Regions from separate parts of the Mus musculus genome. Here region 1 is linked to region 2. Evidence: chromatin loops called from intact Hi-C (ENCODE). Cell type or tissue: heart. All regions are shown on one strand. Each heading gives the region's core, and the rest is flanking DNA. Links, peaks and the distances in the headings are about the cores only.

Evidence for each region. Hi-C counts contacts between places; a loop is a spot of excess contacts. Peaks named below come from ENCODE experiments on the same cell type or tissue, not always from the same donor. Only the 100,000 strongest peaks of a DNase experiment are listed, where the experiment ranks them.
Region 1: it touches region 2 in a loop (4-fold over the local background); 9 of 42 quality-filtered maps call a loop at or near these places.

Annotation. Positions count from the first base shown.
Region 1 is chr4:43,487,670-43,499,522 of GRCm38, forward strand. It overlaps Ccdc107 (coiled-coil domain containing 107), which reads left to right and starts at 5,696. Exons shown (of 6, transcript NM_001037913.2): 1 at 5,696-5,867; 2 at 5,939-6,090; 3 at 7,526-7,586; 4 at 7,673-7,763; 5 at 7,840-7,952; 6 at 8,028-8,252. The coding sequence starts at 5,762. The coding sequence ends at 8,233. Arhgef39 (Rho guanine nucleotide exchange factor (GEF) 39) reads right to left here. Exons shown (of 12, transcript NM_001013377.3): 4 at 11,801-11,853; 5 at 11,574-11,668; 6 at 11,227-11,347; 7 at 10,917-11,035; 8 at 10,290-10,360; 9 at 9,913-10,041; 10 at 9,418-9,647; 11 at 9,152-9,240; 12 at 8,473-9,051. The coding sequence ends at 9,009. It also overlaps Rmrp. In heart, for the core only: CTCF peaks have their summits at 5,173 and 5,788; DNase peaks (open chromatin) are centred at 3,282, 5,282 and 5,692; H3K4me3 peaks cover 2,381 bases; H3K27ac peaks cover 3,907 bases.
Region 2 is chr4:43,557,412-43,569,264 of GRCm38, forward strand. It overlaps Tln1 (talin 1), which reads right to left and starts at 5,172. Exons shown (of 57, transcript NM_011602.5): 1 at 4,719-5,172. It overlaps Creb3 (cAMP responsive element binding protein 3), which reads left to right and starts at 5,247. Exons shown (of 9, transcript NM_013497.4): 1 at 5,247-5,548; 2 at 5,639-5,795; 3 at 5,870-5,940; 4 at 6,058-6,147; 5 at 7,850-7,956; 6 at 8,056-8,124; 7 at 8,709-8,793; 8 at 8,883-8,967; 9 at 9,058-9,650. The coding sequence starts at 5,402. The coding sequence ends at 9,386. Gba2 (glucosidase beta 2) reads right to left here. Exons shown (of 17, transcript NM_172692.3): 10 at 11,770-11,853; 11 at 11,475-11,582; 12 at 11,244-11,395; 13 at 11,027-11,133; 14 at 10,785-10,927; 15 at 10,589-10,704; 16 at 10,314-10,505; 17 at 9,517-10,056. The coding sequence ends at 9,778. In heart, for the core only: a CTCF peak has its summit at 4,871; DNase peaks (open chromatin) are centred at 3,070, 5,160 and 5,851; H3K4me3 peaks cover 4,928 bases; H3K27ac peaks cover 4,850 bases.

The sequences.
Region 1 (11,853 bases), core at 1,283-9,282, 70 kb before region 2:
CAAGAGCTTGTAAAAACAAAAAGAGCAGTAGTAGAAGAAGAAGGAAGAAGGAAGAAGGAGGAGGAGGAGGAGGAGGAGGAGGAGGAGGAGGAGGAGGGCTCAGTGGTTAAGAGCACTGACTGCTCTTCCAGAGGTCCTGAGTTCAATTCCCAGCAACCACATGGTGTCTCACAACCATCTATAATGGGATCTGATGCCCTCCTCTGGTGAGTATTAAGATAGCAAGAATGTACTCACATAAAATAAATAAATAATCTTTTTTAAAAAGAAGAAAAATCATGAAATTTGAAGGCAAATGGCAAATGGATGGAACTAGAAAAAAAAATCATCCTGAGTAAGGTAGCCCACACCCAGAAAGACAGACAAACATAGAAATAAATATATGTGGATACTAGCTGTTAAGTAAATGATAACCAGGCTATAATCCACAGACCTAGAGAGGCTAAGTAATAAGGAGGGCTCTAAGTGTGTGTGTGGGGGGGGGGTACATGGGTCTCCCTGGGAAGAGGGTGGGTGTGACAGGAACAGGAGGGATCAGGTGGGGGAGGAGTGGAGAGAGAGAATACTGAGAGAGGCGACCAGAATTGGGGACTTCAGGGCGAGGTAGGAACCCAGGACAATGGAAACTCCCTGGAACCCACGAGGTGGACTCTAGTGAGGACTCCTATTAATGGAGGATACAGAGCCTGAACCAGCCATCTTCTGTAAACAAGGCTTCCAGTGGTGCACCTGGAACACCAACCCAGCCACAAAGCCTTTAACCTACAATCTGTCCGGCCTGTAAGATGTGTTAGGGTAAAGATGGCACAGAACTTGTGGGAGTGGCCAACCAATGACTGGTCCAACCTGAGACCCACACTATGAGCCCATGCCATTTAAACTGCTATTGCTTGAGAGGAGATGGGGACGATTGGCTCTATCGAATATCCTGATGCTGTCATCTGAGGATGGGCTCTCCATGAAAGGACAGACCCATCCTGTGTGTCTCCATCTCGTTTCCTGTGTTCTTGCTCTCCAGCATGTAATAGAGCTGTGAGATGTCCCTGCCAGATGATGACACCATGTTCTTGGAATTCCCATTCTTCAGAGCCATGAGCCAAGTCACTATCTTCTACTGTTAATTTTACAGGTGGGCTCAGGCAGGTGGGCTTGGGAACAGGGGGAATTGAGTCGGGGTGTTGGAGAGAGAGAATGTGGAAACAGACTGGCATTGGGGCTGAGGTGAGAGGTTGTGGAAACCTGGTGCAGTAGAACCAGGAATCTAAGAGGGAGACCCTATGAGGACTCCTAGTAATGGAGGACACAGACCCTGAACCAGCTATCTTCTGAAACCAGGCAAGGTTTCCAGTGCAAGGACTGACACCAACCCAACCACAAAACCTTTGACCTACAATCTACCCCGCCTGCAAGATGTGCAGGAGTAGGGAAGATGGAAGCACAGACTTTGTGAGAGTGGCCAACCGTATCTGATCTAAACTGAGACACTCTCATGAGAGGGAGCCCGTGCCCCACACTGCCTGGATGATCAGGAACTAGAGGCTGGATAGCCCAGAGACCTAGGATATGGGGGTAGGAGGTGGGGGCAGCTGATGGGAGCAGATGCAGAGATCCACAGCCAAACATTAGGCAGAGAGAGTCCAAACTGGAGCTCTCTGTCCAGTCCCTCCCCTTGGAGCTCAGGGAACCCCTGAGGAAGACAGGGAAGAATTGTATAAGCCAGAGGGGTCCAGTACACAAGAAGAATACAGCCCGCTGGGCAGTGGTGGTGCACGTCTTTAATCCCAGCACTTGGGAGGCAGAGGCAGGTAGATTTCTGAGTTCAAGGCCAGCCTGGTCTACAGAGTGAGTTCCAGGACAGTCAGGGCTACACAGAGAAACCCTATCTCGAAAAACAAAACAAAACAAAACAAAACAAAACAAAACAAAACAAAACAAACAAAACCAAACACAGCCCACAGAATCATCTAAGCCGGTCTCATAGGGCCTCACAGAGACTGATGGGAAATCACAGAACCTGCATGGATGTGTGCTAGATCCTCTACATACATGCTATGGCTGCTAGCTTGGTGGTTTTGTGGGCTCCTAACAGCAGGAGTGGGGGTGTCTCTGACTCCTCTGCCCGCTCTTGGGGCCCTTTTCCTCTTACTGTTGCCTCACCCAGCCTTGATATGAGGGTGTGCGCCTGGTCTTATTGTAACTTGTTATGCTGTATTTGGTTGATATCCCTAGGAGGTCTGCTCTTTTCTGAAGGGAAATGGAGGTGATGGGGATGGGAGAAGTGGGGGAGGGGAGACTGCAGTCAGGATGTAGTGTGTGAGAGAAGACTAAATTTTAAAGATGAATAAATAAAATTCTCAAATTTTATTTTATTTTAAGTTTTGAGACAGGCTTTCTCTGTGCAGCTCTGGAATTCACTCAGTGGACCAGGCTGGCCTCAAACTCACAGAGATTCACCTGCCTCTGCCTCCCGAGTGCTGGGATTAAAAAAACCACGTGCTACTGTACCCTGACAGTTCTTAAAAATCTCAACTGGCTGATTCTTTGAGGGTGAGGAGATCTGGCAATAATGAGCAAGTGTTCTCTAAGTAGCAATCTGAACCAGACAGTGTGACACAAGTCAGAATGCTAAGGCGGGAGGATTATGTGTTAGGATCCAGCCTGGACTAAAGAATGAGATCCTATCTCCAACTAAAACTAAAAACAAGCAGCTGGGGGCTATAGTGAAGTGGTAGACTACTTGCCTGGCATGTGTGAGGACATGGCTAGAAGCACCTCTGTAGTAAGCTGGCCTGAGGCTTATAAGAACTGGGGTACTCTTGGGAGGCAGGCTGGGGCTGAAAAGAGAGAAACTAGATGGTCGAGAGAAATAATGGAGCCAAGACAAAGGTTTTGATCAAGGCCCATGAGTTTATTAAGAAACCGTGTTTATAAGGGGGTGGAAAGCTGCACCACAGGTGGCCCCACCTCAATGGTGACAAGATTTGTACCAACCCGCTTCAGGCTGGGGGAGCCTACACACCCCGACCCCGTACCATCAAAATGAAACAACAAAACCTTATTCTGGAGACCAGGTTTGGTGGCACACACTTAGAGTCCCAGTGTACAGGAAGAAAAAGCAGGCGTTTCAGAAGTTCTAGAGCGTACTTGACCATATACACAAAGAGTTCTGAGGTCAACCTGGACTACCTGACTCAAAACTCCCAAAACAAAAAGCCAGCCATCAGTGAGTCATTTGTCCCATTAGAATGAACCTGAATTTATCTACACACACTATGCCAGCTGGCAGCCACTCCAGGTTTGTACCTCTCTTCTTTCCCATCCAAGCTGCCTTGGAGCAATCAGACTTTAACAACTCCTGTTGCCCTGCCCTGCCCTGCCCTGTCCTTATGCCCCCCTCTCTGGGAAAACAAGATAAGACTCTCATGGTTTATTCATTTATTTAACACTCGTGTGCCTCATGCCTGGTGATTGCCAAGTCCTGGAGACCGAGATGCAAATGGAACGTGTTTCTTCATTCCGAGAGCTATTGATCTGAAGATGGCCCTCTGAAGATGTAGCAGAGGTAAAAGATAACAGGGAGAGAGGTACATGCTGGCTGCATCTCTAGCAACCCCAGCACTCCAGAGATTATCTCAGAAGGATCTTGGGCTACTGAGACTGTCTCAAACAACACAGCTTAGAGCAGACAATGTAACACCCTGTCTTGGTCTTTTGTTCGTTTTTTTTTTTTTTTTTGTTTTTGTTTTTGTTTTCTTTTCTTTTTTTTTTTTTCCATTTTTTATTAGGTATTTAGCTCATTTACATTTCCAATGCTATACCAAAAGTCCCCCATATCCACCCACCCCCACTCCCCTGCCCACCCACTCCCCCTTTTTGGCCCTGGTGTTCCCCTGTACTGGGGCATATAAAGTTTGCAAGTCCAATGGGCCTCTCTTTCCAGTGATGGCCGACTAGGCCATCTTTTGATATATATGCAGCTAGAGTCAAGAGCTCCGGGGTACTGGTTAGTTCATAATGTTGTTCCACCTATAGGGTTGCAGATCCCTTTAGCTCCTTGGCTACTTTCTCTAGCTCCTCCATTGGGAGCCCTATGATCCATCCATTAGCTGACTGTGAGCATCCACTTCTGTGTTTGCTAGGCCCCGGCATAGTCTCACAAGAGACAGCTACATCTGGGTCCTTTCAATAAAATCTTGCTAGTGTATGCAATGGTGTCAGCGTTTGGATGCTGATTATGGGGTGGATCCCTGGATATGGCAGTCTCTACATGGTCCATCCTTTCATCTCAGCTCCAAACTTTGTCTCTGTAACTCCTTCCATGGGTGTTTTGTTCCCAAATCTAAGGAGGGGCATAGTGTCCACACTTCAGTCTTCATTCCTTTTGTTCGGTTTTGAGAGAGGGTCTCACTATGTAGACCAGGCCTTGAACTCATAGAGATCTGTCTGCTTTTGTCTCCCCACTGCTGGGATTAAAGGAGTGTGGTGCCACATCTGGCAGCTCTGTGAATCTTATGTGCTTGCTACTACATAATCCCAGCATTTGAGAAATGGAAGCAGGAGGGTTAGGAGTTCTAGGCCAGCTCCAGCTACATGAGAATGAAGCCAGCCCAGGTTACATGAGACCCAGAAGGACCTAGTTGTATATTTGCCTTTTGAGTCGCTGTGAACATTCATTCATTAATTTCATTCACTTCCTCAAGTTCCCCTAGCAACAAGTGACTAGGCTCGGACAGTAAAATGGAAAAAAACAAAAAAGCAAAACCCACAGTCTTGCTCTCTTTGGACTAGCAGTCTAAAAAAAGAATTACAGCTATTAAAGAATAAATTAGGAATTCAGATTTGTCTCCGTTTTCTTTCTTCTTTTCTTAGGAAAGGGTGACCTTGATTTCCTAATTAGTACATTCACATCTGGCTCTGAAGGTTGTATAGAAATAAAAGTGGCCGGGCGTGGTGGCGCACGCCTTTAATCCCAGCACTCGGGAGGCAGAGGCAGGAGGATTTCTGAGTTCGAGGCCAGCCTGGTCTACAAAGTGAGTGCCAGGACAGCCAGGGCTACACAGAGAAACCCTGTCAAAAAACCAAAATACAAACAAACAAAAATAAATAAATAAAAGTGTAGCCGCGCTGAGAATGAGCCCCGTGTGGTTGGTGCGAGCCAGGTCGCACTGCCTGCGTCACTATGTGAGCTGACGGATGACGCCCCGCTGCACGCCGCTCAGCTCGCCCCGGAGGGGTCGCTTCTTGGCGGGCTAACAGTGACTTGCGGGGGAAGTCTACGCGCGTGTGCACGCGGCACTCTCTGCCCGTGGTCCGGGGACTTTCCCCTAGGCGAAAGGATAAGGAACATGTCCCTCGTATGTAGCCTAGGAAACAGGCCTTCAGAGCGAGCTGCCTTAGCTTCTAGGCGCGACTAATTTATGACTCTACAACAGGCTTAATTTTTTGGTTATGGTGAGAAAATTGGTCTCTCTAGGTAGAAAAACAATGAGCCATTGTTTTAGGCATGATACTTTATCCTGAAAGATTCTGGAGACATAATTGTTTAAGAAAGCTATAAATAGATAGGTCATTAATTAATGTAGGAACGCTAGGTGGGCGTGGTTTATGCAAATATTGCTTAAACCCATCCTGAGATGGGCGTGGCCGCCTTAAGGGACTCAGCCCCCCCGATGTAGGCGTGGTCTCCTGCGCGTGCGCACTACGGCCGGAGGCCCAGCGCTGGAACGCGGGGTACCCGGCGTGCGATTCTGGTGGGCCAGGCATGGAGGGCGCTGGCCCCGTGTTGAGTATTCTGGGGCTGCTGCTTGTGTCTGCGCCTTTTGGAGTCCTTGGGGAGCGCCCCAGCGCCGATCTGGGGGCACACCCAGGTACCTGCGAGAGCTGCTGGAGGGAGGCTGGGACTGCCTAGTAGAAACTGACCGATGGCTTTAATCCACAGAACGGGGCTCCCAGGTCAGTCCGGGAACCACCGAACCTCGGCGGCAGCCGCCACCCAAGGATCAGCGCGAGCGAGCCCGGGCCGGATCGCTGTCTTTGGGCGCTCTGTACACCGCGGCCGTCGTGGCTTTTGTGCTGTTCAAGTGTTTGCAGGTGCGGTATGGCGGTGGGTTGTGGGAGCCCTGGGCCTTAATCTCCTGGGGCCGCTACAGTACCAAGAACAACCGCTTCCCGGCTACCTGTAAAATGAAGGCTCGTTCCTTGGTTTTTCCACATTATTGGGGCATTCGAGGATCCAGAGAGATAATGGATGTAGGGGGCTGAGAAATTGTAGAAACCGTTACTTTTACTCCTCTCTCCAGTGACGATCGATTTTCAATCTGGAGCTCATCCACTTAGTGTCTGATGTAAGTGGGGTTTTAACCCAACTAGTGTCAGTATGCAAAAAAAGAAGTTGCTGCTGAGGCTCCAACCTTGGCCCAAGGAGTTAATCGCGGCAGCAACAGAGTGTCTAGTGGACCAGACACCAAGCCGTTTCGTGCTCTCCTTAGGAAGGAAACCCTGAAATGTGAACTGACTGTACATTCTGATTACTTTGAAACTGTTGACATGGAAAGTGGAACCTACCACCCAGTGCTTTATCTTCAACTCTGGTCAATTACTTGCACAGGGGAATAGAGGCTGAACTAATTAGTAACATAAAACTAGATGAGATTAAAGAGCCAGGCAGACTTGACAGGCTAGGATGAAGATTGGAGTTTAAAGATAGATTAATAAATTCTACCCAGGCGTAGTGTTAGACGCCTTTAATCCCAGCATTCAGGGGAGACAGAGGCAGGAACAGCTCTTGTGAGTTCGAGACCAGTATTTCTGTCTTATGCATGGAGAAGAATACATAAGCAGTTGAGAAGAGGAGCGGGACCCGTGGAAGAGAGGTAGGCATGGCGGCTGACAGTTTCACGGTGTTATGATAACCCACTTTCCAATTAAAGGTTCTGAAGGAGGCTTGTGCTTTATCTACCTATCAGAGCACTGGGAGAATTGTATCCTAAAAATAAACCATAGGGCACTGCCTTTTAGAGCAAAGAGCACTATATAGACTTTTTGTTGTTGGGTTTTTTGTTTTGTTTTGTTTTAGATTTTTAATCTGTAATGGGATAATGTGAATTGAACAGATTGGAGATTTTTTTTTTCACCAGCAAAGACTGAGGGTACAGGAACTGGTGACACAGTCCTATTATTCCAACTACTATGAGGGAGGATTGTAAGTGCAAGGCCCATCTGGACAATTTAGCAAGACTCTACCTCAAAGGCAGCGAGGTATAGGGATGCTAAATAAGAAGGCTGGGGTAAGAGCAATCTTCCCGTCCCTACTGGAGAGTTTCACATTCCCAGGAGTGCTTTAGCAGTCTGGCCATGTGTGGGCATCCTGACGTTTCACTTCATGTTCTGGGTAAGCAGCTGGACTAGAGACAACTGGGATTCTCTGAGGTGGATGCCCAGAGCTTTCTCTATGGCTCCTCTCTTCACTGGCTCTGAGGTGCTGGGGCCTTTGCTGCAGCCTTGTCTTTATCTGCTTCCACAACAGGGCCCAGATGAGGCTGCTGTTCTCAGAGAGGAAAAAAACAAGAAGAAATCCTCGCAGTCAGGTGGGTTGAGCATTTAGTGGTGGTTTCTGGCGATGGAGTAGATCAGGGGACTGCAGGAGTAACCATGCCCTTTCCCTCACTCCCAGAGCAACAGCTGGTGCAGCTGACACAACAGCTGGCCCAGACGGAGCAGCACCTGAACCACCTGATGACACAGCTGGATCCCCTTTTTGAACAGTGAGAATTTGTGGGGTGGGTGAGGTGGGAGCCAAGGAGACAGACTGGGCAGCCCCCTGAGTGGGTATTTCTACAGGGTGACGACTTTGGTTGGAACCCAGAGGGAACTTCTAGACACAAAACTAAAGACCATCCACCACCTTCTACAAGACTGCCAGCCTGGCACAGGAGTGGAAGTTCCAGAACCAGGTAAAAGGTTGGGAGGTTTCTATGGCTGGAGAGCCATGGCTGTGAAACTAGAGCAAGTTGGTCTCTCCTTCACAGAGGCCAGCATACCCTTTACTGAGGACCTGGGGAAAGAAGACCAAGAAGCTGGAAACAGTCAGGCCTGGGAAGAGCCCATAACCTGGAGCCCAGAAACACGGAACCTAGCTCCTTCCTGGGAGGTGGAGCAGGGGCTGAGGAGAAGGTGGCACAAGACGGTGACAAAGGGTCCAGCAGTAAATGGGGAACAACCACTGAAGGTTTAGTAAAAAGAGTCCCCTCGTACTGGGTGTTCCTCTGTGCTTTTTCCACTCCCTGCTACACACACACACACGGTGCAAAAGCCAAGCACTCTTCCCTTATTAGGAAGAGAGAGACTGCCTTCCAGAATGTGAATGGAGAAGACAGAGAGAGAGCCACAGTTCTGCCCTTGTGTTTCTGAGGCTACCGAGATGCCAGCCATCAAGGCTCAAACTCCATTTTCTCGTGATTTAGACAGGAAGGCTTTTGCAAAAACAACCCTTTATTAAGATCCAGTGGGGAAATAAATTATAGAACATAGGAGGTAGTTCAGGAGGATCTGGAGTTCAAGGCCACCCTGGACTGCATGAAACCTTGTCTCAAGAAAACAAACTATATACAATAGCCAGGTGTGGCAGCACACACCTATAACCCAACACCTGAGAGACTGAGGCAGAAGGAATTCAAATTCATGGTCAGCCTGGGTAAGATCCTTTCTCAAGAATAAATCAGGAAACCATAGGCAATAACAACAAAATGGACTCCTTTTCAAAGCTGCAAATGGGATTAACCGCTGGCCACAGACAGCAGGGGCTTTTCAGGCCCCCCAGTGGCAGGGCGTTAAAGGGACTTGTTCCACTGAGGCTCAATCGAAGTACATTCCCTTTTGTTCGTGGCTCTGCCCTATTCCTGAGTATCCGAGTTCTGGAATTTGTAAGATTCTTCATAGGCACACCCAGCTGCCATGTGTATCCCAGGATAGCTGTGAATATGGCCCCAGCATGTTTGTAGATGACAATGTCATGTTGCAGTGACACTTCTGTGGGTCGAGCTCTTCTGGCTTCTGTGGGAAGAAAACAGTCTGGTCACCGGGTCAGTCCTCAGTCACCCACGGGGTGGGGGAGGGGCTGTGAGGGACGCTGCTCCTTCTCAGCACGGCTAACCTGATAGCCAGAGTCAGGCTGTGGTGCCACTGTGACAGCTCCTCCTGGTCAGTAGACATAAGCAGTAGCTTCTCATGGGGAAAGGACAGCTAAGGAGAAACCAGTTAGTTCAGAGCAAGTCAGGCTGGGGCCCTCTCTGGTCCCGTGACACTAACTCAGGGATAAGTGTGAAACCTCAGCCCCAAAAGGGAGCTAGCTCAAGTGATGGGCTGGTCTACAACTACTTCAAGTATATTTTGGGCCCAGATTTCCCATCTACTACTTACACTGAGCAAACCACCACAAGGTCCTCCCGAATGGCCAAAGACCCTGCTAAGGTGACACTGGGACATAGGGTACAGGGCTCTGCAGACAAAGGTGCCACTCTTCAGCAGGTGCAGTGGGGGCCGAGGCTTGGCCATGAGGAGCACGTCGGAGAAAAGGAAGAACATCCGGGGCCGAGGCTCCCCAGTGGGAGGCACCACTAAAAGCCAGCCCTGCCGTAGGAACCAGCGGCCTTGAAAATGAGAGCACTGTTATTGTACAGCTCAAGAATCCGTAGGAACACAAGAGAGACAGGACGTTGGGGAAGGGGTAATGTTACTGTGTGGCGATGTGGAGGTCACAGAACCACCCTGGAGTCAGTTTTCTCCTTTCACCTTTATATGCATTCCAGAATTGCACAGGTCATACAGCAAGCACATTACCTACTGGGTCATCTTGCCAGCCCAGCATGCTGGCATAAGCAAGGGGCAACTGAAGGGGCAGAGTCCACGGTCTACCTGAAGTCAGCCCTTTTGCCTTGCGCCCACTGAGTAGAGCCTGGACACGCAGCAGATGCTGATCATTCTTCTGACTCTGGCCGATGGCGTGGACCTTCTGGGCCGTCTCACTTACCAGGCGAGCAGCCCCTGGAACAACACCCAGTGCCTTACTTCCAACAGAACATGGGCTTTGAGTGGCTCTTGGTAGTAAAAGACAAGCTGGGGTGGGGGTGGGGGTCTGGGTCCCGTTCTAGCTTCTTGAAGAATGGGCAGGGCAGTTAGGGCCACTGTACATTCCATGGGAGACAGGGACATACCAGACACTGTTGGAGGTGAGAGCCAGAGAGGCATTCAGGACAGGCAGCCTCTGCCTGAGCTGAGGAACTAGAACCTACGTGTGAGCTGCTGGTAGTCAGGGCTGTTGGGAACTGTGTTCTCAGCCAAAGCCACGACAAGATTCTCGTACCTAGAAGTGGACAGTGGGGAGGGAAGTAGAGCCAGGCTCAATGCCCTGCTTTCATAGACTTGAAGATCACCTCCCCGACCTTCATTTCTCAACTGTCAAGTCAGGAAAGGCCTGGCTCCTCTGTTGCCCCTCCTTAACCTGGGACTCTGAACCTGGGGTCACATTACATTTCCATTCTACACTGAAGAATCAGGAGGCTGGGTCAGAAGATGAAACCAAATCAAACCAAGGAGGCTACCACAGACAACCTCTGAGCCCTAGAACAGAACCACAAGACTAGACCAACCCCCTCATTGCCCTGAGCCTCTCCAGAGTCTGTCTCTGGCCTTGGTGCAGGTTCCCTCCATTTAGTATACAGTCCTACAATGCCACATCTGACGCTGCAGACCCTGGATAACCCTGAGGGTCAACATTTACTCTGGTAAAAGCTTCTTAGAAGCAATTTGGCCCAGAATAGCAAAGCTGGGATAGAACCTATGGCATCCCCCACAGAGCTGCCGGCCTCGGTTATGCAGCCTGAGAGGATTAATTCCAGCCTAGAGAGATTCACACTCACTGTTGGAGCCGCTGCAGAGGCAGAGGGAGCAGGTCCTGGAGCTGAAGACCCCTAAATTCAGGGCGACCTTCCTGAAGCTTCACGAACCTCCGAAAACGCTTATTCTTCTTCAGCTGCGCCTGGGTTGAGAGGGGAAGTTCACATGAGGGAGGGAAGTCACTCCTCATACTGCAAGCAGCAAGCTGTGCACTCCCGCGGGAAACTGGTCCTCCTAAAGATGTTAGCAAGGAGCTGGGTTCTAATGCAAGCAACTCATGAGTTCAGGTCTCTAAATTCAGGGGTAAGGAGGAAGAGACAGACTGCAGGTTACCTGAAGGGTAGTCTGAGATCTCTCTGCGTTGGCAGCAAATTGGGCGTAGAGCTCCAGGTGGGGGCAGAAGCCCTGTAGCCCCAGTCCCCACTGCCCTTCTTCCAGATAGGGAAGCAGCTCTCTGTGTGGGCAAAGAACAGTAAAAGCGCAAGCCAACAACTACTCTACACTCCCTCATACACTTCCATTAACCCTGCCTCGCAGGTAGTGCTATTATCCCATTTTACAGCTGGAGACGCCGGCAGGTTAAGGCATTGGGCCAACCCCACAGGTGAGAAAGTTGGCAGATGAACTTGGCCTTTCTGACTAGGCTTGACGCTCCCTCTCCCTGCAATTCTTCCACTCACAGGCTGGCGGCATAGATGAGCTCCCAGGTCCCAAACAGGGTCTGGAGTTCTGGTGGTCGTAGTGTTCCTTTGGCTTTCAGGATCCGCAGGAAGTACTGTATTTTTTCAGGAGGGGAAAAAATACAATTTTCTTAGACTGTAGCAAGAGGAAGTCAACGTCTGCTGCAGCCAGAAACTGTAGGGGGAAGCAAGGTCTTTGACCCTCCCATACCCCCATCGAGCCCCACCGTGGCCACCAGCCCCAGTTGTTCCTGGTAGCGTCGCTCGGTCTCCAGCAGCT
Region 2 (11,853 bases), core at 1,690-9,689:
TGTCCAGAGACCTCAGAAATGACCTAGCCAATACTTGTTGGAGAGGAGAAAGTTTCAAGACAAGCAAGACCAACAGTGCAGACACTGAGACTCAGGCCTTACTGCAGTCTCTTGCACTCTTCATCATGCATGGCCTCCCCAGATTGCCCCCACCTTAACTAGGTTCCAGATGGTGCTTTCAGCGTAGCTCGGCATTTGCAAAGCCAAGCCCATTTCCCCAACCTTTCAGACACCATGAGCAGCTGGTGGTACACAGGCCCAAGACAACAGGTCTGCCCAGCAGCTGATGATGTGACCCAGTGTGGTACTGGACTAGGTGCCTCTTAACTAAAAAGAGAGGGATGCAGCCCCCACCCCCTTCCCTACCTGACAACTGGCTACTCCAAGGGGGTAAGCAGGACCCAGGGGAAAAACCAGGGAACAGGCAGGCATCACAATACAAAAGGCATTTGAGAACCAGGGAAATTAGGAAGGGGCAGAGGAAAAAGGGATTGGGAAAGGTGGATCAATGACCAGGAGGAAATTTCTGGCCATACACACAGTTCAGGATTACAGAGAAAAGCAGCATGGCTTGTTCTCCATTTTTACCCCAAATGAGAGGACCTCCCGGCCCCCTCAGTCCCAGCTCTCTCCCTTCCTTCCCCCTAGGGAACCTTCCCAGCAGTGGACAGACCTGGCTGTGGAGTGAGGGCTGGTCAGAGAAGCACCAGTCCACGGAACCAGAGCAGTACTGAAGGACTCCAGCCTCAGCTGAAACTGCATGTGTGCCCCTCCGCCCCCATTTCCTCCGGACATATGGATACCCACTTCTTCCTCTGGTAAGATCCTGATAAGAGAGTTGAGTCATGCCTGCCCTCCTCCAGGCTGAGTAGCTATCTACACAATTAATTGAGAGTGAAGGAACTGGACACTGAGTCGGGACTAGCAGTGGCAAAGAACAAGAGCCCAGGAACTAGGAGCAGAAGCTACCTGCTTCGTGTCTTGCTCTGAGAACTCTGTCCCCTTTTATCAGGCTTTATGAAGAGCAACAACACCCACTCCATGTCCCCTTCCCAGAGAACTCCTCCTCCCTCAATACATTCCTGAGATGCATTCCAAAGGCCTTGGGCAATTGGAGGGGGGGTGTGGAGGACAGGAGGTCAAATCCCAGCAAGGAATGGAATGCAAGTATACTAGGGCTAAGGAATTTTGGGGTACATGGAGAATATCATCAGTGCAGGTACCTACAGGGGCGAACTACAGAGACAGGGAGTTAAAAGGGACAAAGGGAGAAAGAAAGCTGAAGACAGAGTCAGAATGTAAGAGGGTTGGGGGAATAACATGCAGTCTGTTACCAAATTTGGCCTCTGAGTCCTCAACCGCTGGGAGGGGGAGGGGCTTGTGGGTGAGACTGACATATCCGGCCTTGGGCTGCTGGAAGCTCCTTTCAGGCTGGACCGGGCAGCTGAGAGGCTGGATCTGACCTCCTCCAGCACAAGGTCTGTCTTCACAGTCATACATGTATTCTCACTCTTCACCAAGGCCCCTTAGCTTACACACAGGACTCCCTCCCGCCAAACTGCCTGTGCTGTTGCTATACGGATCTATCTGTTGTAGGCAGCACGTGTGCACACAGCTTCCCCACAGTGCACCAGCCCCAGTGCCGGCTCCCAGCCTCTCTCCTTCACTGTATGCTTTTCCCTCCATGCATTCTCTAAGGCCCATGGTGGGAAGGCCAGGAAGCTCGATGAGTAAGACTAGACCTTGCTTTCCGCAGGCTGCCAGCCTCCCAGGGGTGGGGAAAAGCTAAATGCAGAGTTACAACAGAGGCAGGCTGTGGAAGGAGCCAAACGTGTTCACCCAGAAAAGGGAGCCCCGGAGGCTAGGGAAAGGGAGCGAAGGATCCAAGGAAGCTATCATCTGAAGTTAGAATTTTAAAAATATGAAGATAATAAGAAGTTACAGCGACGTGTCATTTATTGACTATATGTTAATTGCATTAGATACATATATAATTTCAGTTAATCCTTACAACAACCCTGCAAGGTAGGTGTTATCATCTCCATTTTTACAGGTTAGGAAGCTGGGGCTCCAGAATGTTAAATACTTTTCCAAAGGACTTGTCCAAATAATAAGCTGTGAAGCCAAAATCCGAACCCAGGTCTCTCTGCCTCCAAAGCCCAAGCTCTCTCCATTAGGTCAGTCGAAGATGAGTCAAAGGTATCGTCCCAGGCACAGAGAATAGCACTAGCAAAGGTTGAGAGGCAGGAGATCTCGGAGGAATGCCCAGGAAAGTGAGGAGGCAAGCTGGCTGGAGCACGGGGCACCTGCAAGGGAGCAGCGGTGGGGACGTCAGGGTTAAGATGGAAAGGCAAAAGCGGAGAGAGCAGTATGAGGAACCTAACTGACTGGAGGGGAACAGGAGGCCAAGGAAGCTTTAAACAGGGACATCCCCAGCACTGGGTTTTCGGGCAACTCTGGGGCCAAGTTAGGAGGAGACTGTATTAGTATAAGCGATAATAAAGCCAGAGTTAAAGCTGTATGGAGAGGAAGTTGCCATTCAGAAGAAAAGTAGAACTGACATACAGGACTCAGAAAACTGAAGCCAAAATCAGCTTCCTATGACCAGTACCCATTTACTGACTAGACAGCTTCAGTTTAATAAACCAGGGAAGGAGAGGGGACTAAGTCAGGATGTGGGAATGACGCTGGGTGGTAAATGATGCGATAGGAAGTATCTGTAGCAGGGGCACAGAGGTGGGGTTACTGACAGTATTAGGCTGTGGCTGGGGATCACAGGGTGTAGAAAAAGAGACCAGGAGCGTGATGGTAGGGAACAGACACATGATGAGCCACTGAGCAGGTGGGGAGGGAAAAGCATGAGTCCATGGATGCTGACTAAACCGGGGATGACAGGGAGGCCGGAGGCCGGGTCAGGAGCTCCAGAAGAGCTAGGGATGTGGTAAGCTGCTAAATTGGGCTAGTGGGGAGAGAGTGAGAGAACACTGACAGCGGCTAGGCAACCCTGGGTTGGAAGGAGAGGCAGCATGGGGAGGGGACAGTGTTGTGGTCACTGGCAGGGTCAAGCTGGGAGTGACATGGGGGTGTGGTCAGTGGCCTGGCTGGGCGTGGGATCAGTAAGACCAAGTTTCCTCTTTGGGTATCATTTCCTCTTTTCTGTCGGGGAGTGGGGGAAGGGGATCCACAACTGGACCTAGAAGTAAAAGGAGGCTCAGAAACCAGGGGGTACACATGGGAAGAGCCCGGTGGCGGGGGGGGGGGGGGTTCAGCAGCTGACCAGGTGGTATGCAAGTATGAGAAAGTGCTCTCCGATGTTGGGAAAGCTCAGGTTTGAGGGACATGAAGTAAAGTAGGATGTGTGGATCAAGAGACAGAGACAGGGGTGTGGGGGTGGGAAATGGTTCAGATGAACAGCAGGAGACGAGCTAAAGACCACGACAGTATCTGTAAGGAACTGTAAAGGTATGCAATGTGGGACCAGGGAGGGCAAAGAGACAGAGAGAAGGCAGTGTGTGGAGAATGAGGGAGGCTCGAGTCAAACTGTCATCATTTAGTCGACAGCGTTCCCTTGGTCAGCTTCCCCTCAGTCACAGGCTTCCTATTCCCCATCCTCACTTAGGACCTTGTCTGACTCCTGGGTCTCTTTCCATTTCCCACCTCCCACCTCGTAAACATCACAGCCCAGAAATCCCTGTCTCCCAGTGGTGGTGGCCTCTGGAAGCCTTGTGCTTAGGCAGTAGACTAGAGAAAGCAGAGTCCTGGCACTTCTAGCTGAGGTCCAGAGCTCTAGCACTTCTTTGGGTAAAAGAGGCCTCTGTAACTGCACAGGAATAAGAGAACTCACTACAAAACAAAGGTAGCTACTTCCTGCCAACTTCTTACATTTTACCAGCTCAGCTGTAGCTGCAGCCTCAACCCCTAACGCTATCACCAATTCCTAACATTAATGCTGACTTTATTTCCTATTTCCCTATACATTGACATTCACCCCTTTCCCAGAAGACACCCATACTAATCTGGCTTTTATTTTTAGGCCCAAATCCCCCAAATTTAACCCTAAATACTCCCTCCCACCCCACCCTGCAGTTCTAAAGCTCATTTGTAACTTGGTTCTTAATTAACCTTTTCACTGTTTATTCTTAATACTGACCATGACACCGGCCTTTAATCCCTAAAACGGGCATCTAAGCCAATTCCTGTTGATCCTTAACCCGATCCTGTACTCTGACTTAATGCTGGTCATTGCAGAAAATAATGACCTCAGTTTAAATGTCACATATGCGAAACAGACTTGACTCGTGCAGCAAATGTTTAGAATGTAGTTCACCTTCTTAACTTCTAAAGGGATCCTTGCTTCCTAAACGCGACGGCACCTAACCCAAACTCACCCCAAGTTTTCCTAACCACTTACTCACTATCGGCTAATACCAAAGCCCATCCCCGCCCAGTGCCTCACTGCCACCCAGTGCCTCACTGCCACCCCATTTCTACCCGTCCCCAAACCTAGCCGAGACAGAGAACTGTCTACCCCCGCGAAAGGGCCTGCTTCTCGCAACAAGGCCAGCTTAATTCCAAATCCAAACCGAAACATACTGGACCCTGACCTCCCTAACCAGACACAGGATATGCAGGAGGATTGGGGGCCCCGCCCGCCGCTTCCCGGGCTGGCCCGATCCCGCAGCCCCACCTAGAAGCTCGGCCCAGCCCGTCCGGCCTACCTGCGCTGCCCGGCTCTGCGCCCCGCCCTGGGCCCGCTACCCGCTCCTTCTCCCGGTCGCTTTTGGGGCTCCGGCCTCGCCCTCCCTTCGACACACTCTCGGCCACTTCCGTCCTGGAAACGTCCCCCACCCGCCGGCGGCGCCCTGGGCCCGCGCTCTATGGTAGCGGAGACTGCAGGAAGCTGCTCTGGCCGTAGTTCTCGATGCTCGGGCGCCCGCGAAGCCTGGCCGCCCCTCCCCAGCAGGAAGCGAGCGTGCAGAGCTCTGGAGAGAACGCCCGAACTAAGCTGGAGTTCCCTTTTAAACGCTTAAGTTTTTTTTTTTAATAGCTCGAGGCGAAGGCGGACAAGGATCCTCAGAATCCCCGCCCTGGGGCGTGGGAAGCTTGAAAGGACGTCCCCATAATTTGCATAGCCCCCGGGACGTGGCGCAGCCCAGGAGCCACTTCCGAGTTGGAGAGAACTCCAAGTCCCAGGATTCCACGGGGCTATGTGCACCACTTCCGTTGTGTTGGAAGCTGAGGAATACAGAAGCTGAGAGACGGGTGCGGTTTAGAGTGACAGCTAGGCCCTTGTCCCGGAGTGACGGAGGTTAAGTCGAGCCGACTGGACAGACTGAGGGGTCGTGCCTGAGGTTCGGAGGTTGGATCTGCGCGGAGGGATTTCTATCCATAGATATCCCAAATGGATCCTGGTGGTCAGGATCTGCTAGCTTTGGATCCCGGTGATCAGGACCTGCTGGGCTTCCTGCTAGAGGAAAGCGGAGATTTGTGGGCTGCGACTGAGCCGGACGTGAAGGCTCCGCTGGACTTAGAGCTGTCACCTTCCGAGGTGGGTGGGTGGGTGTTCCCAGTGGGGGAAGCTAGGGATGTCCGCGAGACCCAAGGTACGGAAATAAATCAAGGCCTTTGAATTTGATAGAACTCCGTGCAAGAACTGAGCGACTGGGAGGTAGAGGATTTACTGAGCTCTCTGCTCAGTCCCTCAGTATCGCGGGATGTTCTCGGCTCTTCCAGCTCTTCCATTCTCCATGATCACAACTACTCCCTTCCACAGGAGCACGTCTCCATAGATCTAGGTGAGTGTGAAATGATAAGTTGTGGGGGAGGAGAGAGCTCACTGGGCTAGCTGGTTCTACTTTCCCTTTTGCAGATACTGAGAGCTTCGAAAAGGAGGGGTTCCACGTGACTCCACTGCCAGGGGAGGAAAGAGCAGCGGAACAGGTGCTGGACTTGATTTTTTTTTTCAGGATTACCTCACTTTGCAGCAGCCAAGATCCCCCATACTGCTCTGAGAGCTCCATGCAACTCTGCTCTCTTCACTATTTCCTCCATCCTTAGGAGATGTCTAGGCTGATACTGACCGAGGAAGAGAAGAAGCTCTTGGAGAAGGAGGGGCTCACTCTGCCCTCAACCCTTCCTCTCACTAAGGTAAGGCTCCTGTTGGTAGAGCAAAGGCTGGAGGGGGTTGGTAACCCAAGTAGGCAAGCTCAGTTTGTTTCATATCAATCACTTGCAAAAGGACAAACCAACTCCTACAAGTTCTCTCATCTCCAAACACACACCCACGTCAAAAGATAATGTTTTAAATGTAACTTTAGTACAGAGCCTTGAAAGTGAAGGGCCTTGATAGCTTCCGTTGTTATCTTGGGACCTCGAATCATACTCAGTGGTAGAAATGCTTGAGAGGCTGACTCAGTCTAACAACATCAACAATCGTCAAAGCTGGACATGATGGTGCACCCCTCTATAACCCTAGCACTCTGGAGGCAGGAGCAGGAAGGTCTTCACAAGTTCAAAGTCACTTCCCACGTGCTGGGATTACAAGAATACTGCATCTAGTTTTTGTGGCAAATTTTTTTAATGTCATTTGCCTTTTTAATATTGTCTTACTTCTGATATGTAGATATTTACTTATTTGGGGCAGGTGGATCAGCATTAACGGACAGACTTAGCTTCATGTTGAGTTCAGGCAAGCTTGGGCTATGTGAGAAACCATCCCCTATCCCTCTATCACTATTACAAGATGAATGAGCAATATATTGGGAGGAAAGGAAACGGAACTTGGAAATTATCAATAGTGGTTCTGTCCCTAGGATAGTAACTGTCTTGTCTTCCTTTACACTGGCCAGAGCATGCCATAATTCCCCTACCCACTGGGATTGGAGTACAGTACCTCATGAATGTTCATCAATGCTCACTGCTGAGCCACGCCCTCTGGCCCTTGTTGTTAAGGCAGGGTCTTGTAAACCCAGGCTGGGCTGGCCTCAAACTATGTAGTAGGGAAAGAATGCCTTTGAATTCCTGATTCTCCTGCTTCTAACTCCCTCGGACTAGATTACAAGTGTATGATGTCACTCTTGGCTAGTGTCCAAGTTTGACAGGCATTATCAGAGAATGTAAGAGTTAACTTTATTCAGTTTTAGTTTCTGAAAGAAAAAAAGTTGAAAGTACCTTAAGATAAGGATATATTCTATATCACTTTAGAGACTCTAGGAAAATCAAATGAATGGAAATTATAAGAAGATTGATGTTGCTTTAGGATAAGGGTAGATGTTGTTGTTGTTAGTTTTGAGACATGGTCTTATGTAGCTCAGTCTGTCCTCAAAAACTACCCTAGCCAAGGATGGTCTTGAAATCCTGACTTCCTTCTTCTGCCTCCCAAGTGCTGATACTACAGGCATGTACAACCACACCTAGCTTAAGTGGAATTTTTAAAATTAATTAGAGACTGGAAAGATGATTCCGTGGTTTAGAGTACTTTCTGCTTTTCCATGGGGCATGAGTTCAAGTCCCAGCTCCCACATGGCAGCTTACAATCCGAGGAGATCTGACACCCTCTTCTAGCCTATGTGGGCACTAGGCACACCCATTATACATATACGTTATACAGACATGCAGGCAAAACACCCAAACACATAAAAAATAATAAAAAGTCTGGCTTTCTAGTGTTGAATATCTGCTCCTTGGTGTTCACACAGAAGGTAAATGCCTACTGACAGAGAGGCTGTGGAGAGTATTTGATTGGGAAGAAGGTTAGCTGTCTTCCAACATACCTATGTAGTATATATAGGTATAACATACAGGCATATAATAACATACTGTGGGTGACCTTTCCCCCATCTTCTCTTAGGTGGAGGAACAAGTTCTGAAACGAGTGCGGAGGAAGATTCGTAACAAGAGAGCAGCTCAAGAAAGCCGCAAGAAGAAGAAGGTGTATGTCGTGGGGCTGGAGAGCAGGTAAGCAAGGATGGACACGGGGGAAGCCTGGAGGGTCTTGAAGGGAGGAGACACAATATTTTGAAATCCACGTGTCCTCACATCCATGTTGTCCTCTAGGGTCTTGAAATACACAGCTCAGAATCGGGAGCTGCAGAACAAGGTGCAGCGTTTGGAGGAACAGAATCTGTAAGCGGCCATTTGAAGACAATCGGTTTTTTAATGCTTTCTCACTCTTTCCACTGTTCCACATGACTTCCAACTGGATAGCTCAAAAATGCAGACATCCGGAAGTTAGCCATGTCTCAAGCGTGATGGAGAATAAACTTATAAGTAGCTAAGGAGCAATTAAGTACCAAGATAGAGAAGTAAGAAAAGACTGCAGGTCGTCAGCGTCATTGCAGTTGCAGCTGTGGGGATGGGACTGGGAGGAGAGAAGGCTGCATTGTGCTTGGCTGGCTCTAGCTCTGGGGTTGGGTAGAGAGCACAGGGCTTGGTGGGGAAGCACAAGCTTAGTTGATCAGGTACTGCAGCTACTGGAGAGTTTTTCTTGAAGGTATTTAAGTCAGGACAGAGCAGTTTGATTTTTTTTTTGTCTCACTAAGGAATCACAGGCATTTGTGCACAAAGACACTTGGGGTGAGGGGGAAAGGCAAGGAAGCTGAGACTGGATCCACAGCATGAGTGGAGAGGGTAGCTAAGACAGGAGGCCTTCATCGTGCCTTGCATGCTCGGCCAGAGCATGCGCACTACCGTCTCCTCTCGTCTCTTAGGTCCCTTCTAGATCAACTGAGGAAGCTTCAAGCCATGGTGATTGAGATAGCCAACAAAACCAGCAGCGGCAGCACTTGTGTTCTGGTGAGGAGGGTGACAAGAGATCCTTTCCCTGGCAGAGATGGGGTGTGTGACCCAGAGCTCTTCACCCCCTTCTTCTCCCTGTGTTCTAGGTCCTCGTGTTCTCCTTCTGTCTTCTCCTGGTACCCGCTATGTACTCCTCTGATGCAAGGGGAAGTGTGCCCGCGGAGTATGTTGGTAAGAGGCTTAAGGACACCTTCGGGCGTGGTCTGTGGTAGAGAGAGGGCTTCTTCTGTGTGGTCTCCTGACCAGTCTTTGTCTCTTCAGTGTTGCACCGCAAGCTTCGTGCCCTCCCCAGCGAGGACGATCATCAGCCGAAGCCATCTGCTCTATCGTCAGAGCTACCCATGGACAGCACACACCAGTCACTGGACAGCTCAGAACATATGTTCTTGGTCTCCAGCAACTTTTCCTGTGTACTGTACCACGCGCCTCAGGCAGAGCAGCCCCTGCACTGGCCACTCTGGGATCTTTCTTCAGAGATGCTCTTCTCCGACTCCAACCTTCTCCTGCAGGCAAACCTTTCAGAAAGCGAGGGATGGCAACCTAACCACAGCCCTTCTTTGGTCATCTTTCAGGGCAGGTATTCAGGTTAGGTGTGAGGATGTGGGGTGTCCTCAGCCTGAGGACTCCTGTCTGTATTCAAATAAAAAGGAGCAGGGGAAAGCTGGCCTTTGCTCACGTGCTCTGTTAGGATGCCCAGGAACTCAGACACACCACACTAACTAGTTTTCTGAGTATTTTATTTATACCCATATGTATCTGTTGCCCCGTGAATAGATTTGGAGACATTTACTGGCCTTGAATACTTCATCCATGGAAGGACTGGGTAGGGTAAGAAATAAATAAGTGGTTCCTCAGCCCCTTTTTACTGGCACAGCTGGGAAGGAAGAGGGGCGCGATTGTCCTATTGGCTCAGGGCTGCAGGACTTGTGGGAGGAAGGAGGAGGTCCAGTGTGGAGGCTGGGCCTCCACAGTTCAGAGGGATCACTCTGAATTGAGGTTTGCCAGCGATCTCTTTGGTCCACATTCAGGCTGTGTGCTTAGTCCCGTGCCTTGTGTGACTGATGGCCTGCGGCTCTTTTTATGCTGCTGCTGTTGCAGGGCCAGCTGCATGGCCCAGATGCTCAGTGGCCGCATGTAGGCCAGGGAGCGGAACACTTGTTGCTGGCAGTATGCCTCTGGGGTCTGGAAAGCCAGGCCCAGGCGTTCCCATACAGTGCGGTAACAGCCTTCAGCTGTCCGGAAACCTTCCCAAGTCAGGCCCTGTGGGGAGACGTAGAAGTCACACATAATAACTGACTCTTGGCACAATTACCTTAGCTGAGCAGAGAAGACAGGAGGCCGTTCGCCCTAAAGGCAAGAACTTAAAGGCAAGAGGTGGAACACTTATTAGGGAGAAGGGCGCTCTGTGGACGGATAAGATGGCAGGCAGTAGGGTGTTCTTGGAATAAAGTTAGTGGCTGAGGAAGTTTTCTGGACCTCAGTACAAATGGTGAAGGGCTGGGAAGAGAATTCATTACCTCTTGGATCATGGTGGCTGCCAGCCCATAGACCACACCCACCCAGACTTCATCAGACTGCACACTGGATCTATCAGGGACACCATGAGGGTGCATCCCGTTCACGGCCCCCATGGCTCCTCCTGCAAAGGCTTGGACGTTGAGTTCAAAGATGGTTTGGAGAGCACGGACCACATGCAGGGTAGGAAATACCTGGAGGGAGAGCAAAGGTGGAGTCTCAGACTTGCCTCCCACCTCCAGGGAAACCCAGACTTCTGGCTTCTCCAGCCTCTCACTTCAGTGTCTCCTTCTCCCAGGCCGCAGGCCCTCAGGAACCACTGCCCAGCACACTGGTCAGACATGATGCTCCGAGACTGAGGATGGGAGCTGCTGTCGTAGTTGTAATAGCGTCCTGGAATAGAGAAAGAGCAAAGTCAAGTTGCTTGTATCCCGTAGTTGGGTTTTAAGCTGCCCCAGGTTGCTTTTACTCACCGTTCCACAGCAGTCTCTCATAAGCTTCTCGGCCTCGGCAGAGAATGGAAGCAAACCTCTCCTGGACATCTTGGGCCCCACACAGAACAGCCATCTGAACCATTACAGCCACTGCCGCCAGCCACAGCCCTCCGCAGTAAGCACTGGGTGGGAACAGTGGCTGGAGTGAGACCGGCCGCTCTACACGGCATCCTCACATGCCCGGGTCTTCACCTCAGACCTGGAAATCCCTACCCCCAAACCTGGGGCCTGTGGTGACCCATGCATCATAGGTCTGGTCTGCGTAGCCTCCATTCTCAATGAGTCCATCTTGGTCCTTGTCAAACTTCATTTCGGACTCCATCACAGCCTAGAGAGGGATCAAGACACTGAAGACCTAGGTTCTAAGAAAGAAAGTCTGGGTTCTCCCAAGACTCCAGCTACATCCCTGGTATACTGGACACAGTTCTCGTTCCTTACCAGACACACAGGCCACATGTCCTCCAGGAAGCCTTGATCACCCGTCAGGTAATAGTCCCGATAAATTTGCAATACAAACTTCAGGTTCAGGTCCTTCCAGTCAGCAGTATCATGAATCAAATATGCGTTGACCCGGAGCCATGGCTCATCATCTGTTGGAGGGGAGGGGACCTGGTTCAGTGTGTCAGTGGACAGGATAGCAGGTATAGAGACTGACAGACGGAATCTCACCCGGATCCCCAATGTCATGAGGGATGACGTTCCTCCTTTTCACAGGTGCCACCACTCCACTCATCAGGTACCGTCGCCGGGTCAGGTCCTCCTTCAAAGTTGCCAGAGCTGGGGGAGCGGAGACACAAGTACGTGAGGGAAAGCAGGGAATGGGCAGGCTTGGGGTGGGATCCAGTGCTGTGTGTGTGACCCCAGAGAACTAAGGAGCCAGATGCGGGCATGCTCAGGAGGAAGGGGAGGACATGTTATCTGAGAGACAATAAGAGCTCAGGAGTAGGGAAAGCAGAGACGTTACCCATATCATACTGAAGACTGAGCTCAAGTTTGGGCCACAGCATGACGAGGGCAAAGGACGCATAAAAGTGGACATCGTATGTGT